Regions from separate parts of the Homo sapiens genome. Here region 1 is linked to region 2. Evidence: read pairs that join two places in POLR2A ChIA-PET (ENCODE). Cell type or tissue: MCF 10A. All regions are shown on one strand. Each heading gives the region's core, and the rest is flanking DNA. Links, peaks and the distances in the headings are about the cores only.

Region 1 (8,353 bases), core at 272-8,271, 160 kb before region 2:
TTGACAATTTTACCTGAAAAGGATAATTACTCAAAAAGTCATTTTTACATCATGATAAATAACCTTACCAAATACATGATAGGTAAGTTTTATTAACCTAAGAAAAGGATAAATGACATATTTTTAGCTCTTCTTCTCAAATTACCACCAACAAGATGTCCCACCACATCCTCCAGGTGAACATTTTAAAATCCAAGTCATCATCTCCACCAAACCTTTCTACCCCAACCACCCACACCAACCTTCTCCACCCAATTTCTCCCTCACTAATGTTGCCATTTTTCTCTCAGTCAGTCATATAAGCTTAAAATCTTAAAGCTAACTTTGATCCCTTTTTTTTGTCTCCACTGCTCAAGATCTATGGACACACTCTAGCATATCTCTTTCTCTCTCTCTTTTAAAATTGTGATAAAATATGCATAACATAAAATTTATCATCTTAACCACTAGAAGTGTACAGTTCAATATTGTTAAGTATGTGCAACCAATCTCCAAAACTATTTTCATGTTGTGAAACTCTAGACCCTTTAAACAACCCCACATTTTGTCCTCACTCCAGCCTGTCAACCACCATTCTATGTTCTGTCTCTATGCATTTGACCATTCTATAGGTACCTCATATCAATGAAAAACACAATATTTGCCTTTTTCTGACTGGCTTATTTTGCTTAGCTTAATGTCCTCAAGGTTCCTCCAAGTTGTAGCATGTGTTAGGGTTTCCTTCCTTTTTAAGGCTGAAAAAATATTTCACTGTGTGTATACACCACATTTTGTTTATCCATTTATCTATCAATGGACAGTTGGGTTGCTTCCACCGTTGGGCTATTGTGAATAATGCTGCTGTGAACATGGGAATACAAATATTTCTTAGAAACTCTCCTTTCAGTTCTTTTGGGTATATACCAAAAAGTAGAATTGCCAAATCATATAGTAACTCTATTTTTAATTTTCTGAGGGACACCATACTATTTTCTATAGTCTACCAAGCCCTTCCCTCATTCCTTTGCCCATGACCTCTGCCTTCCCAGCCACATTAACTCCACCTGCTGAAACACTCTCACCTCTTAGAAACAATTTCACTTGGTACTGGCATTGCATAGTCAAAATGCTCCCTCCAAATTCGAATGTCTATCAGCCTATGATTCATCTTCATAGCTCTTATGCATCCATGTATGTGTCCTCGGAAACATGCATGTGCAATGTCTTCTTTGCTACAGTGAAAAGCCTTAAAGGCAGGGAAGTGAACTATTTTATTTGCTGCTAAAACTCCAGCACTCTACATTGCTAGGCATACAATAAACAGGGAAGAATTGATTATCTTTAAAGTTGAAGGCTTCATATTTTCCTAAATATGACTTCTACTCTCACTTTTGAAATTACAAACTCTTAGAATTGAATCAAGTTTATAAATGATCCTTCCAGAGATTCTCTGAGAGCTCTTTATTTGAGGCTTTAATTTTCTAGTTTGACTGTCTGTAATGATCAGATCGAAGAGATAATGGCTAAATAGCTGCTTCTCTTGGGGCAATATAGAACCAGTCATCACTGGATCTCATATTGGACTTTCTGCAATTAGCTCTCTTTCCTTTAGTTACAATCATTGTCTTCCAAATGCTGTATGCTAAGAAATAAATAATGAATATCTAATATTGTAGGAGTCTCACAGTAACAGATTCGAGGAACAGATTCAGTAGGTCTAGTATTACTATGTCAGTGAGAAATTTAAAGCTTGCCTCCTTTTTAATTGGTTTATTATTGTTTTCCTTCTCTATTGGACAGATTATAATAAAAGAATCATGACTTTTGCCAAGGAGAGATGACATAAAAATAAGTTAAGACAGGAGAGAATTCTACATGCATGGTACAATTTTAAAATAAAATTATAATACATAATAAAACACAAAATGAGTTGCAGCTGTGGTCTGAAAATCTTAAATAAGTCATCGAAGAGAAAATTGACTAATAAACAATCTCCCACACACTAACAAATCAGTGTACATATGCAAATAAAATTAACTCATGCTATAAAAGGCTAAAAAGAAATCCATAAAACATGTTGTAAGCTGCCATTTTTCCAGAATCGTTGGAGGAGAGAGGCAAAGAGTGGTCAGGTCCTGTTAAGCCTGGGTTGGGGAGGATAAGATCACGAAGTGAGGAAGAGGAAGGTGGGAGCAAAACCAGGAAGTGACAAAAGAGCATTGAACGCTTGGTTCTGAGAATTATAAGTTTTTCTGGCTGCCTTGATACATCTTACCGGGCCAGAAGCAGCATCTTAAAGAGCCAAACCATGCTGCACATGCCTATCTTTTATCTCCTATTTGTAAGCTGAGACCTGTGTATTAGATTCATGTTTGTACACACTAACAAAGAACTAGCACACCATAAAACATTTAGTGCATGCTTAAGACATTTTTAAAGAGTGAAATACTATATCTTACAGTCTATGTTAAATTATTAACTAAGATTTTTCTGTGATTTATAACCAGGGTCTTCATATATTTCACTTTACCTGGAACGTCCCAGTTAACACTACAGTCCAAGCATAGTTCTCTCTTTCACTCTCGAAAGTGCTCAGGTTTGGAAGATAAATTTCATGATGAATCAATATAGTCATCTAGTTTATGGCAGTCTGAAAGTTGATTTCTAGAATTCTCTGTCGTCAACTTGTTTACTGGCCATTGTCTCTTCCTCATCAAAACAGAATAGATTATGCAAGTTAACACTGAAAAGACTATAACTCTGGATTCCAGATAAACAAATTTAGTTATGATTCTAACATTAGCAGTTTTTTATAGAAAAATCATTTTCTAAAGTCAAAGAATATTTAAAGCAACATAACATTTTATATAATTAATTTCTTCCCAATATGAATGTATAGCAGAAATGTTAGTACCTTCAACCTTCTGGCATATCATTAAATATAGGGCAACAGCCATACTGAAAATGAATTCACTCCATATATGTGTTTATGTGTGTGTATACATATGTGTGTATTTGGGAGAATGGAAACATTTCTGATGCTCCCAGGAACATAAGAGACTTTGGGTTATGGTTGCCGTACTTGGCAATGACTTCATTGTTGGATTTGTATAAAAAGATAAATGAGGGGCAATTTTTATCTTTTGTAGAAAAATTTTTTAATTGCTTCAATGTATCTTACTATGGCTGCTTCTAGCATGTGCCATGTGGTTTGTAGGAATTAGGAAAAAGTCACCTCTTTGGATGGACCCTGTAGAAAAAGGAGTTTTCCTTTCTCCATGCTGGACCAGGGCTAGATCATAGGCTGGATTGAACCCCTTTTCACTGAGAGGGGTGGCCCTGATTGTAAAACTAATTTTTTCTACCTTACAAAATAGATACAGTCCCATAAAGACTGCCTGTGAAGGAAATCACCATATTTTACATCCTACTTTTTCACTAGAATTTTTCAAAGGTGTCCATCTAAGAGGGGGATAAAAGCACCCTTTATAATGCATGATAGTGGTAGAGGGAAGCAGGTGGATTCTATTTTAGTCTGCAGAGAAGCTTTGGAAATCTCAAAGTTTAAAGAAACGTAACAAACACTTGATAAAAATCTTAAATCTACAATTCAAATAAGTAAAAATCTATGAATTAAAAATAGCTAGAATGCTTTTATTTTGAGGATTTTATTGCCAAAGACCAAAAGATTAAAAGAACAGATCAAACTGAGCTTAAAAGTCCCTGGTTTTTAATTAAACTTCTAAAATACTAGAACATGCAAACATGCTGTTCTCTTATATGAATATCAGATAGATAATCATCATGATGACGACAACGATGAATATTAAGAACAGGGCTAGAGAGGAACAAAAACACAAATACATGAGAGGGTGAAATTCAGAATGTGGTGAAAAGCAGCAGATAAAAGAGATACAGCACAGACTCTAGAATCCACACAATTGTCACAGCCATAATGGAGCTACTTATTCACCCAAAAAAAAAAAAAAAAATCTATGGCTGAGGAGGTCCCAAAATTCTGAAAGCAAGCCTTGGTAAAAGGCATCACAAATCATTTTTCTGATTTATGACCCATGTAGGAGTCCATTTCTGAGCATCCAATACCTGAGTAAGGAAACATACTGGTAGCTCTAAATTTTACCTCAAGCTCTAATTGCAATATAAAAATAAAACTACCAGACTGGCTTTTGTATAGATGTTGCAACTGGAATGGTGCTGCGTAGACAGTATTTTTATATATTCTGAATTTATCTGTCTGTTCTTCATTTCTGCTATCACAATGGTGCCCAAATCTAAATAATATAAATGTTTAAAGTGGTATTTTTTAAATCAAAATATCTGTAGTTTCCTAGAATAAGAGAAAAGTTTCCAATTTTGATGCAACATTTTTACTGACTGACAAACCAAACAATATCCACTGCACTGACCAGTTCAGAACTGAATCCAGAGAGTGCAATTCTTAAAAATTGCTGGTTGAACTGTAAAGAAATCACATCATTAATTGTTTCTCTCATCATGGGATTTTCTCCATCTGACTTTTCTATGTACAATCAACCTGAGATTTATTGACTTAACAGTATTTTAAATAGATTTGTTAAGAAAAATAAATAGGCAGGTTGCTTATACTAGTGCTTCCCAATCTCTTTCCATTAAAGACTCTTTTTACGTTTTAATATATCTTACAGTTGACATTTACACATTTTCCACTTCCTTTAGTGTCTCATCTCTGCATTCAAGTACTTTGTTTTGAGACCTTACAGTAAGTTTAAATATAGTTTCCTTTCTCTACCTTCATGTCTGCCATTATTCAAACAATCATTGTGCCCAAATCTATTGATACATGTGCTTTTTCCCCCAAAAAATACTTCAGCTCAAATCTTGAATCTTTAAGTTAAAATTAAGCTTCTACCCCCTCAGCCCCCACAAGGCCTCAGCACCCAGTTTGGGCCCTGGTTTGGTTCCTTGCAATGTTAAAGTCACACTACAGGTAGCTTGGACCCATTCTCTGTGAAATAATTCCTGTAGTGATTGAAAAGAGCACATCCTCAGAAACATTGGTACCAAAAATATATAGGAGGTCAAGGGTGCTTTTTAAAAGACCAAGAAAGAAAAGGAATAGCACAAAAATAAAATTAAGCACTAAAATATTTCATTTAGATATCCTCTAATCTCTATGAGGGGTCTTAGAGAATAGGGCAGATGAGTTAAAATTAAAGGAAAAGGAATAGGGGTGCATGCAAAATGTTGCTCTGCGCCTGGGATCTGTAAGTGTGGCCCATCACTCCTCCTACCAGGGACCAAAGGCATCCATGTTCTGTGCTCAGAGGAGCACAGTGGCACTTCAGCTAGCAGATCCTCTGAAGCAAAATACCTTCCTAGAAAGGGACATTGCTTATTAAAACAAACAAGTAAAAAAAGTAGCATTATTTAAGAGACATATGTTGGCTTGCCTCTTTTGTATCAGGATTCTCCTTATAATATGCCACTATGAGTGTCACAACCAAAATATCACTCACAGAGTACAGAGTCAATCTTTTAAATTTAATTTTCATTGAAAATAAAGTGTATGCATTCAGTTGATAACTAAACCAAAAGCTCCTTAAAGCAAGTGTCTATGTGTTAACGATTGCTTCCTTATATACCAGATAAGTTAATGAAGGCATGAATATCCCTTTTGAAACTAGAATGATGGATACATGCTGGCTGAAAGTGAAAACAAATAATAAAATAGCACCATTCGCAAAGCACATCTCTGTGGAACCACCAGGCTAAAGATTCAACACAAGAGCTCATAGTTTTCCCATATCTGCTGCCTCAAAAGCAAATGCTCAAATTACAGAAGCTCAATCCAAGGAATCCTTCTGACAAGCAGAAATATTACCTTTGTGCTCTCCAAGATCCTATTAAAGCTACCAGAAGCAGGAAACAGTAAAAAGTTTCTGCAATAATAATGTCAGTGATGTTGATAGAGCGTTAAGGCACTTATTAGGTGTCCCTTTGGAAGAACGGGGGAAAAGATTATTAAGAATAACAACCACCAAGGATGACCAGATTCATTGGCTCCTTGTAAGTGAAAGCCCCAGGCAGTTCCTGAGCCTATTAGAAGGTCTGAGACAGACAGGCCAACAGAGGATCAATTTGTATCCAGAAGCCAATAAGTAGACAATAACATAAATGTGTGGGTTAGGTTTGCCATTTTGCTGTTCTGGGGTTTCTCGGCAAATTTGGTTCATTAGTATGAGGATGAACACTCTTTAATGAAACCAAGGTTTATTGACAAACTGTGCACAACCCGTGAAAGCATCCCTGGGAGAAAAGGCCCATTTCCTCCCCTGAAGATCCCCACAGTTATGTGATGGTTTTGTTTATTTTTCTAACCAGAAATGCTCTTTTAATAAATAAAGTGTCACTTATTATCTCCAAAAGTCACATGTTTTACAAGCAATCTGTTCTGTCTCCTTTACTAGTCTCTTAATCGAATTCTCTTTCTGTGGAGACTTTGGTATTGAACTATATTGAAAACCATTACATTTGTCTAAACATCATAGGTGATAAGATTAATTCCACTTCTAAAAGATTGCTTTGGACAGCCTAAGACATGAAACAGAACTAGAAGCATATTTAATGTCACTAACCTTAGAGACAGGGCATTCAATACAATTCATTAAGCATAATTGAAAAAGAAATCCTACAATGAAAACGTAACAAGAAACATTGTGTAAATTAACTTTTTGAAGTATATTCTTCCCTCAGTGCACATAGTCAGCTCTCATTAATTTTAATGGACATAACTTGCTCATATATCAGCTGAAGAATTTCACCTGCTTCTTGTAAAACTGGCTGCATAAAGAAAAAGGTGCCCACAAAGAAAAATGGACATTGTTGCTAAAAAGGTTGCCTAAACAATAAAGTCTAAAGTCATTATAGTTAATTAAATCTAAGTTGTTGCATAGTCTCATAAATGAGGAATTATGAAATTAAGCAAATTGTTTTTTAAAAAAAGAAAGCACCTGGGAAAATAATGTTGAGGTCAGGCCACGTGTATTGTTGACTGCTTTTCCACTCAAAATATAATTCTCCCACCAATACGAACTGTGAGTTTGAGGGTAGAGATAGTGTCTTACTCTCTGGCACTACACACAGCATCCACCTACCACCCAAAGGGTGCTCTGTAGATAGTTGAATTGAAATGGACTGACTATTCATTGTTTCCCAAATTCTCTCCAAACTTTCACACCTCTGGGCCTCAGCTCATACTGATCCCTCTGTCTAGAACATCCTCTTATATGCCCAACCCTAATCTTCAATTGCCAAATCCCCAGCCAAGCCACAAAAGCTCTATCAAATGCTAGGAAGTTTTTCCTGATACTCCCAAATGAAGATTGTTGGATCAGCATAATCTCATAATGCCGTTACATTCTTAAAACTTACTGAAGACCCCAAAGGGTTTTATTTATATTAATCATACCTATCAAAATTTAAGAAATTAAAATGGAAAAATAATTTATCTATTAATTTACTAAAATAACAATATACTCATTTCATATTGGCATAAATAACATATTTTATAAAAATAAATCCATATTTTCTCCTCAAATGTGAACAGACATATTATTTAGCAATTTTTGAATCTTTTTAATTTCTTTTTTTTTTTGGTTGAGATGATGTCTCTCTCTGTAGCCCAGTCTAGAGTGCAGTGGCACAATATGGGCTCACTGCAACCTCTGCCTCCGGGTTCAAGTGATTCTCCTGCCTCAGCCTCCCGAGTAGCTGGGATTACAAGCATGCACCGCCATGTCCAGCTAATTTTTGTATTTTTAGTAGAGACGGAGTTTCACCATGTTGGCCAGGCTGGTCTCTTAACTCCTGACCTCAAGTGATCTGCCTGCCTCAGCCTCCCAAAGTGCTGGGATTACAGGCATAAGCCACTGCACCCGGTCAGATCTCTTTAATTTCTGGCTTAAAACAGAACACTAGATTCTCATATCCATTTCTGCACTCGATATGTTGCAATAAATTGTTGGGTTGAAACATTTGAAGAAAAACTGGCCCACATGACATGTAGTTGGAAAAGAAAGGAGTATTTTCAGTTAGCTGTGGGTGTTCTTGATATTACATCGAAATTCTACAAATGGTAGTTTCTTACATATTAGTTGCAATATGAAATCTGAAACAATATTAATGAACTTTGTATATTTTGTTACATTATATTATTGTTCTATTTTATATTTTGAATAAATGTTTTTACCTATGCATGGTTCATATTATGCATCTGAATTTTTTGAAACACTTCAGATGATTCCAATGTGCAGCCATATTTGAAAACTATTGCTCCAGAATTTATGATCAGAGCCATAAGGAATTAGAATGTGTT
Region 2 (8,353 bases), core at 68-8,067:
TTGCATGATGATACTTAATAGGTCTATTCTAATTCTTTCCTACATTTATATTGTTAGAGGATAAAAGGGAAGAAAAATCTTTTAAAGAACAAACACATAGGCTTGATTTGGCATCCCATATTCAATGGTCCTTTAAGACAATATACTTCAGTTAGCTTTTCCAAACAAGTATCATCCAAAAGGTTAACATAGGATAGATGTTAGATAAATAATGGACCTAAAGATCCAGGGATGACATTTTCTCAAGCTGGAAACAATCTGAGCAACATGAAATTAAAGAGCCCGCATAGCAAAGACAATCCTAAGCAAAAAGAACAAAGCTGGAGGCATCACACTACCTGACTTCAAACTATACTACAAGGCTACAGTAACCAAAACAGCATGATACTGGCACCAAAACAGATATACAGACCAATGAAACAGAACAGAGGCCTCAGAAATAACACCACACATCTACAACCATCTGATCTTTGACAAACCTGACAAAAACAAGAAATGGGGAAAGGATTCCCTATTTAATAAATGGTGTTGGGAAAACTGGTGAGCCATATGCAGAAAGCTGAAACTGGATCCCTTCCTTACACCTTATACAAAAATTAATGCAAGATGGATTAAAGATTTAAACATAAGACCTAAAACCATAAAAACCCTAGAAGAAAGCCTGGGCAATACCATTCAGGACATAGGCATGGGCAAAGACTTCATGACTATAATACCAAAAGCAATGGCAACGAAAGCCAATATTGACAAATAGGACCTAATTAAACTAAAGACCTTCTGCACAGCAAAAGAAACTATCATGAGAGTGAACAGGCAATCTACAGAATGGGAGAACATTTTTGCAATCTATCCATCTGACAAAAGGTTAATACCAAGAATCTGGAAAGAACTTAAACAAATTTACAAGAAAAAAACAACCCCATCGAAAGGTGGGTGAAGGATATGAATAGACACTTCTCAAAAGAAGACATTTATGCAGCCAACAAATATATGAAAAGAAAAGCTTATCATCACTGGTCATTAGAGAAATGCAAATCAAAATCACAACAAGATAACATCTCACGCCAGTTAGAATAGTGATCATTAAAAAGTCAGGAAACAACAGATGCTGGAGAGGATGTGGAGAAATAGGAACGCTTTTACACTGTTGGTGGGAGCATAAATTAGTTCAACCATTGTGGAAGACAATGTGGCGATTCCTCAAGGATCTAGAACTAGAAATACCATTTGACCCAGCAATCCCATTGCTAGGTATATACCCAAAGTATTATAAATCATTCTACTATAAAGACACATGGACACATATGTTTATTGTGGCATTGTTCACAATAGCAAAGACTTGGAACCAACCCAAATGCCCAACAATGATAGACTGGATAAAGAAAATGAGGCACACATACACCATGGAATACTATGCAGCCATGAAAAAGGATGAATTCATGTCCTTTGCAGGGACATGGATGAAGCTGGAAACCATCATTCTCAGCAAACTAACACAAGAACAGAAAACCAAATACCACATGTTCTCACTCATAAGTGGGAATTGAACAATGAGAACACATGGATATGGAGGCAGGGGCATCACACACTGGGGCCTGTCAGGGGTGGGGGGCTGGGAGAGGGATAGCTTTAGAAGAAATACCTAATGTAGATGACAGGTTGATGGGTGCAGCAAACCACCATGGCACTTGTATACCTATGTAACAAACCTGCACATTCTGCACATGTACCCCAGAATTTAAAGTAGAATATATATATTATATATATATATTCCCTTTATATATATATTATATATATATATTCCCTTTATATATATATATTATATATATTCCCTTTATATATATTATATATATATATTCCCTTTATATATATATTATATAGATATATATTCCCTTTATATATATATTATATATATATTCCCTTTATATATATATTATATATATTCCCTTTATATATATATTATATATATTCCCTTTATATATATTATATATATTCCCTTTATATATATAATATATATATATTCCCTTTACATATATATTATATATATATTCCCTTTATATATATATAATATATATATATATTCCCTTTATAATTACCTTGAGACTTCATGTAATTGATCTAATTACACCCCCTATGTGAAGCATTCACATTGCCTTTTTATGATCGAAACCTAAACTTTAATATGTTCTTCATGAATCATTGATGGCAGGCCCAAACTGAAACCCAGAAGAACTGCTGAGCTAAGAAATCTTCAACTCTGTCAGCTAATTCAGCAAAAAGAATTTACAACAAAGAATCCTTAAGGATGTGTGTGACTTGTCTGGTGCAGCATTTTCAGGACTAGGAGGAATCACACATCTCGAGGATCCACCCAGAATTCCTCAGGAGTTATATTTATCATCACAAATGGTCCTGCTAAAACACTGAAGACAGATGACTTGTAGCATAGTATTTTGTGATCTGTATTGAACAATCCATTTGATCAGAGATCTAAACTCAGAATTAGAATTGCTGTAAATCTTTAATAATCACTAGAACCCTTCCTACCATTTATGATATGCTCTGTTTCAGATACCGAGCCCAATTAAATTGACATTAATGTCACCATTTTACAGATATCTGAAAATCAATGAAGTTAAATAACTTGCAACAGGTCACGCAGCTAAAAATTAGAAAGAGACCAAATGGAAGAGTGTGAAGTGAGGTGTAAGTGGAAAGAAGGACTAATATATAAAAGGTGTCATATGGATAATAAACATTTTATTCTTTATTCTGAGAACAATGTGATGCTACTGGAAGATTTTTAGAAAAAAAGAATGAGATGACATAGAATAGATGTGGATACGTCACTTGAGGGGCAAATGTAGTGGTCCAGATAAAAGTAGATAGTAGCTTGGACAAGAATGATGCTGGTGGAAAGGTTAAAAACAGGAACATTTGAGAGATATTCAGTATGATCACATTGACAGGAGTTGGTGATATATTGGATATGAAGAGTAAGGGAGAAGTCAGCATCAAGAACAACTCATGGGTTTCTGGCTAATAGAAATAGACCGATGAGAATATCCTTTACTGAGATAAAGAGTACTGAGTGATGCACGGCAAAATTCTAAGTTCTGGGTGGGACATGTTGAGTTTAAGATATGCTTGAGATATCAAGAGAAGTCAGTGGACAGTTGGACATAGGGGATTGAATTTAGATGGGAGGTCTTAAATGAAAATATACCTTTGTCAGTCATCTGGGCATCCATGGTAATTGAAATATAGTTTGGGCTGAGATTTCTTAGGGGAGGAATATAGCATAAGGAAAAACGGGGGGTGGGGAGCAAGGACTATGCTTTGAGGAAGATGGGCACGCATGAAGGACGCAGAAGAACTGGTCAGAAAATTTAAAATAATAAAAAAGTGTACAAGAAAAGTTGAGAGAAGAAATTATCTCAAATAGAAGGGTGTGGTTATCAGAGTCAGATCAGGTAATTGAGCTCTGACATTATTCATTGAATTCAGCTACATTGAAGACATTGGTGATGTTCACAAACAGTATTTTGGTAGATTGTTGAGGGCATAAGTTAGATTGCAATGGATTTGAGAGGAGTAAAAAAAAATGGAGACAATGATTATAGACAACTCAAGAAATGTGGTTGTGAATAGGGAGAGGAGAAATAGGACAAAAACTTAGGAGGGTTATGTGAGGTTCAGGAATTTATTTTATCTAAGAGAGATTTAAACAAGTATAAGTGTGCATAGAAATGATCCATACTCATGGTGGAGGTGAAGACTGTGATCCACATGCCAAAGTCATTAATAAATGGACACCCAGAGGCTGCCAGATGACATAAACCAGGAAATAAAAAGAATGATAGAGCTGAATGGCATGAGTTTCAAAATATTTTTTTCTTATAGAAGAGTAAGAGAGTGCTAAGTTGGAAGAAGCAAAGATAACAACAGTTTGTTTCATCACCAACCGCAGGTTTGGCACGAGTAGTAAAAGAATAAATAGCACTGCTTTGAGAGAGCTATAAGAAACGTCCTGTCCTCAGAAGATGGGCTGGTTTCAGCAAAGGCAAGAAGGACTTGGGAAAATTGAGAAGAGGTTAGGATACAAGGGCCTCTGTCTATTAGACTGTGAGATCCTGGAGATCAAGGATTCTGCCATATTGATGAGGTAGTTTAGACCTATGGTTCTCAAAGCTTTAGAGTGTATCAGAATCACTTGCAGGGCCTGCTAAAACACAGATCACTGTGTCCCACCCTCAGTTTCTGATTTACTAGACTTCAGGTGAGCTCAAAAATATGCATATCTAACAAATTCCCAGGAGATGCTGATGCTGCTGTCTGGGAATCACATTTTGAGAACTCCTGGGATAATCTATGCTGTGTGATAACAAACCCTGAAATCCCATTGGCTTAATAAAATAAAAGTTTATTTTCGCTTATTTGAAGTGTAACTGAGTAGCTCTCCAGGGCAGTCCTCTTCTGAGCAGAAATCCAGGAATCCAGGTTGCTCCTCCCTTGTAGTAATGCCATCTGGAACTTGTGGCCTCTAAGGTCAAAAGGCAAGGGAAGAGAGACATGGAGAGTCACTTGAGATGTTTTCAGCAGTCAGTTCTGGAAATGGTTTATTATCTCTGCTCAGCTCCCATTGATGAGAACTTAGTCTCATGGTTCAAACATTCCTGCAAGGGAGACTGGGTGTAAATGTAAAGGAGAGAACATGAATGTTTTGTGAACATTAATCATCTCTGTCAGGGCATCTTCTGTCTCTAACTTCAGCAGAGGGAATGATACCAGTTAAGATCAAGAGGTCAATGTATATTGCCTGGTTCAATAAATGGAATAGAATTTAATAGTTATTTACTAAAACCTGGGTTTTAGCTTTCCTTCAGACAAAGCACCCCTTACAACTAACTGCTATTACCTATTCATATCCCCAACACACACACACACACACAAATCATGGCCTCCTCTGAGTTATCTTTTCTCACCTTGCCAGGCTCAACTTTTCATTGCTACATTTGGGACATTCATAGATTGAAGTGATATGCACATGCTGAAATGGAAAAGGAAATTATACTGATTAAAAAAGCAAGGCTATTTCAAGTTCACTCCCCTTTGCTATGAATTCAAACCTTTGAAGTAGAGTATTGGGTTCAACAAGCAGCCTTATTTTTGAGAAGGCTATACCCTTGGGATGCTCCACTTCCCGTATTACCTTCAAGGTCTTTATTATATTCTAGGGCTGGAGATGGCCGAGTGACAGGAGAGCTGACAGTTCTATTAGCCATAGAGGGAGGACAGGTCAATCAAGACTTCTCACATCTCTAGGTAATAAACTGGGTTTCCAAAAGTAACCCAGATTCCAGCAGGACGGGCCGCAAAGTCTCGTTACAAGATGAAGTGGGCTCTTCAAGGGCAGCTTTTACCTCTAATATCCTCCAGCACCCACTTGAAATAGAAAGCATTAGTCTCATTTCTAACATGCTTCCTGCCAACCTCTGGTAGTACCTAGTGCAGAGTACAGAAATACAAACAAGAGAAAGACAGCAATTTTCTGGGCTCCATGGTGCCAGGAGAGCAAGCTTTATCCTCTACCACTGTGGTCTTGCAGAAAGGAAAAGATGATATGATGGGTACTTGAGGTAAACAGACATTTTGATTCCAATCCATGGAGATGAAAGAGGTAACGTTTTAATCTTATTTTCATCTCATTTTCATATTATTTTTTATCTCCAATTGAAGCACAAATCTCACAATGCTTAATAATTACTTTGTGTGACAAGTACATCTCTTTTAGGAAAAATGAGAAAACTAAGGAAAAAAATGAAAGAAATTCCAATGAGGAGTAAAAATGTACTTATTATTCAGTGTCTCAATATAATTGATATAATGGAGAAGTTTCAGCAGTTAGATGTTTTCTTAGAAATATTTTCACAGCATATCATAGATAAAAATTACATTAAAACATGTAGTACCTAGCTGCTGCTTTGAATGTTTGCATAGTACAAATATGTTTAGCCTCAAGTTTTCATGACAGAGACCAAAGGAACAAAAAGTTAGTTTCTTAATTCTTGACCTTAGTGAGATGCCTTTCAAAAGGAGGCTGAGACATTTGTAATAACTGTCACTGAATTCACTTTTCAGACATAAAACTGTGCTGAGACTTACACAAATATGATCTGCATTCAGATTTCTACGCATCTTGGGAAATGATTGGCTGAATAATATTGTATTTGTAAAATGTTATTGTGGCTTAAGAGGCAGTCCACAGGGAGGAGAAGTTGTTTCAGCATCAGTAATGAATGCCTTATTTTTTTATATGCTGCTGTAGAGATCTGAGACCCAGAGCTGTCCAGTCTCTATCAACACGCAACGCTCCACAGATCAGTGTTTATTAGGGTGCTTTTAAAGAGACAAAAATGATATTGTTCTAGGATCAATTCTGCATTCAGTCTGTAAATGCAGTCGTCCCTTGGTATCCATGGGGAATTGGTTCCAGGACCCCCCTCAAATACCAAAATCCACGGATGCTCACATCCCTTAGATAAAGTGGGGTAGTATATGCATATACCCTATGTACATCCTCCCATATACTCTAAATCATCTCTAGATTACATTTAATACATAATACAATGCCTATATATCACTTCATTCACATAGAATCAACATAGTGCTTGGCATATGGCAAATTCAAATCTCGCTTTTTGGACCTTTGTGGATTTTTTTAATATTTCAAAAATATGTAAAAGATTTGTAAAATCTGCAGTTGGTTGCATCCATGCAGTTGGATAGGAACCTGTGGATCTGGAGGGCTGACTGTATTTATTGGAGGGCTATTATGTTCAATAGAAATACTTCTACATAATTTTCTACAATACTTAACTGAATATAGAGAAAAGCAAAAGCATGAGCCTAGGAACCATATTTCAGATTTCAGAACGTAAATAGTGAGAGCAAGTTTAAGGGATAAATATATGTGAAATTGCATTGTAACTTATTCAAAACCTATGTGGTATAATGGTAGGGTTTTTTGGATTTTTCAAATGTGAGACTTAAGTTTCTGTATCACTCTATCATTTTCTATCTGTGGATCACAGAAAAATTACTTAAGCTCACTGAGCCTCAGTTTCCTTATCCGTAAAAGAAACATAATATTATTTACCTGTAGAGCTGACATGAGAATTAAATGAGATATATGAAAGAGCCTAATGTGTCATAAATGTTCAATAAATGGTAGCCATAACTGAGCTATATTATCATTCAGCCTTCTGTGAACAGGTTATATTCTATTAATATATTAATTACATATATTATATTTATATATATTTATATATATTAAATGCTGCTTATCGGCCAGGCATGGTGGCTCACACCTGTAGCCCCAGCATATTGGGAGGCTGAGGCAGGAAGAGTGCTTGAGCCCAGAAGTTGGAGACCAGCCCAGGAAACACAGTGAGTAGAGACCTCATCTCTACAAAAAATAAACAAAATTAGCTGGGCATGGTGGGACATGCCTGCAGTCTCAACTGCTTGGGAGGCTGAGGTGGGAGGATGGCTTGAGCCTGGGAAGGCAAGGCTGCAGTGAGCCAAGATCATGTCTCAAGAAAAAAAAAAAAAAGAAAAGAAATAAAAATGATTTTTATTGAAAAGGATGTGATTTCTAAAAAGAAAGCTTTGTTTATAAAAAATTTTTAAAGGATTTTTAAAAAGTTTAAATGATCATACATTTAACAGTTAACATCAAACATATATTAGCTTGTAAGTATCTATTAACCTAGAAAGTAGGTTTATGTTCCAAAGTAAATGTGGATGAAAAATAAGAGAAAATTAATTCTGATTTGCTATTTCATTATACTTTCTATTGGATGTTTGGATTTTTAAATTTCCATTGACCTTTAAACTGTTTATGTATCACAAGGCACATTTTTAAATGTTCTTTTGGACACATCCCTAGACAATTTAAAAGAAACAAGCTAATCCTGGATATCAACTACAGCACACACATTGAAGTTTACCAAACACCATGTAAGGGAAATGTGATTCCTGAGTCATAGGGTCTAAAGAATTGTAGACATGAAAGTTATTTTAAAAGTTGGTCATTTTTAATTAGCTCCTGTAACATCATTTGTCATGGTAAAGTGTGAGAGACCTGTTCATAAATATTGGAATTTGAAGGTTGCATTTATAGATAACATAGCTTCTAGGCTTTTTCTAACTGGTCAATTGTCTACAAGTCGTCTGTCACAAGGACTAGACACACATTCTTATAGCTCTCAAAAATATTCATTTCTAGAAGATCATAGTCACAGTTCCTTAAAAGAAAAACATTAAAAGACATGTGTTATTAAAAAATTAA

Evidence for each region. ChIA-PET counts read pairs that join two places held together with the same protein. Peaks named below come from ENCODE experiments on the same cell type or tissue, not always from the same donor. Only the 100,000 strongest peaks of a DNase experiment are listed, where the experiment ranks them.
Region 1: POLR2A ChIA-PET joins it to region 2 with 8 read pairs; 2 of 35 experiments call an interaction of 5 or more read pairs at or near these places.

What each region holds. Positions count from the first base shown.
Region 1 is chr6:82,656,791-82,665,143 of GRCh38, forward strand. All of the region lies in intron 5 of LOC105377876 (a long non-coding RNA gene), which reads right to left. Among named protein-coding and RNA genes, the nearest start is that of TPBG, 300 kb to the left of the region's middle. In MCF 10A, for the core only: no CTCF peak of the experiment used is centred there; no DNase peak of the experiment used is centred there.
Region 2 is chr6:82,815,008-82,823,360 of GRCh38, forward strand. It overlaps LOC105377877 (a long non-coding RNA gene), which reads right to left. Exons shown (of 3, transcript XR_007059665.1): 3 at 4,403-4,543. Among named protein-coding and RNA genes, the nearest start is that of UBE3D, 250 kb to the right of the region's middle. In MCF 10A, for the core only: no CTCF peak of the experiment used is centred there; a DNase peak (open chromatin) is centred at 3,924.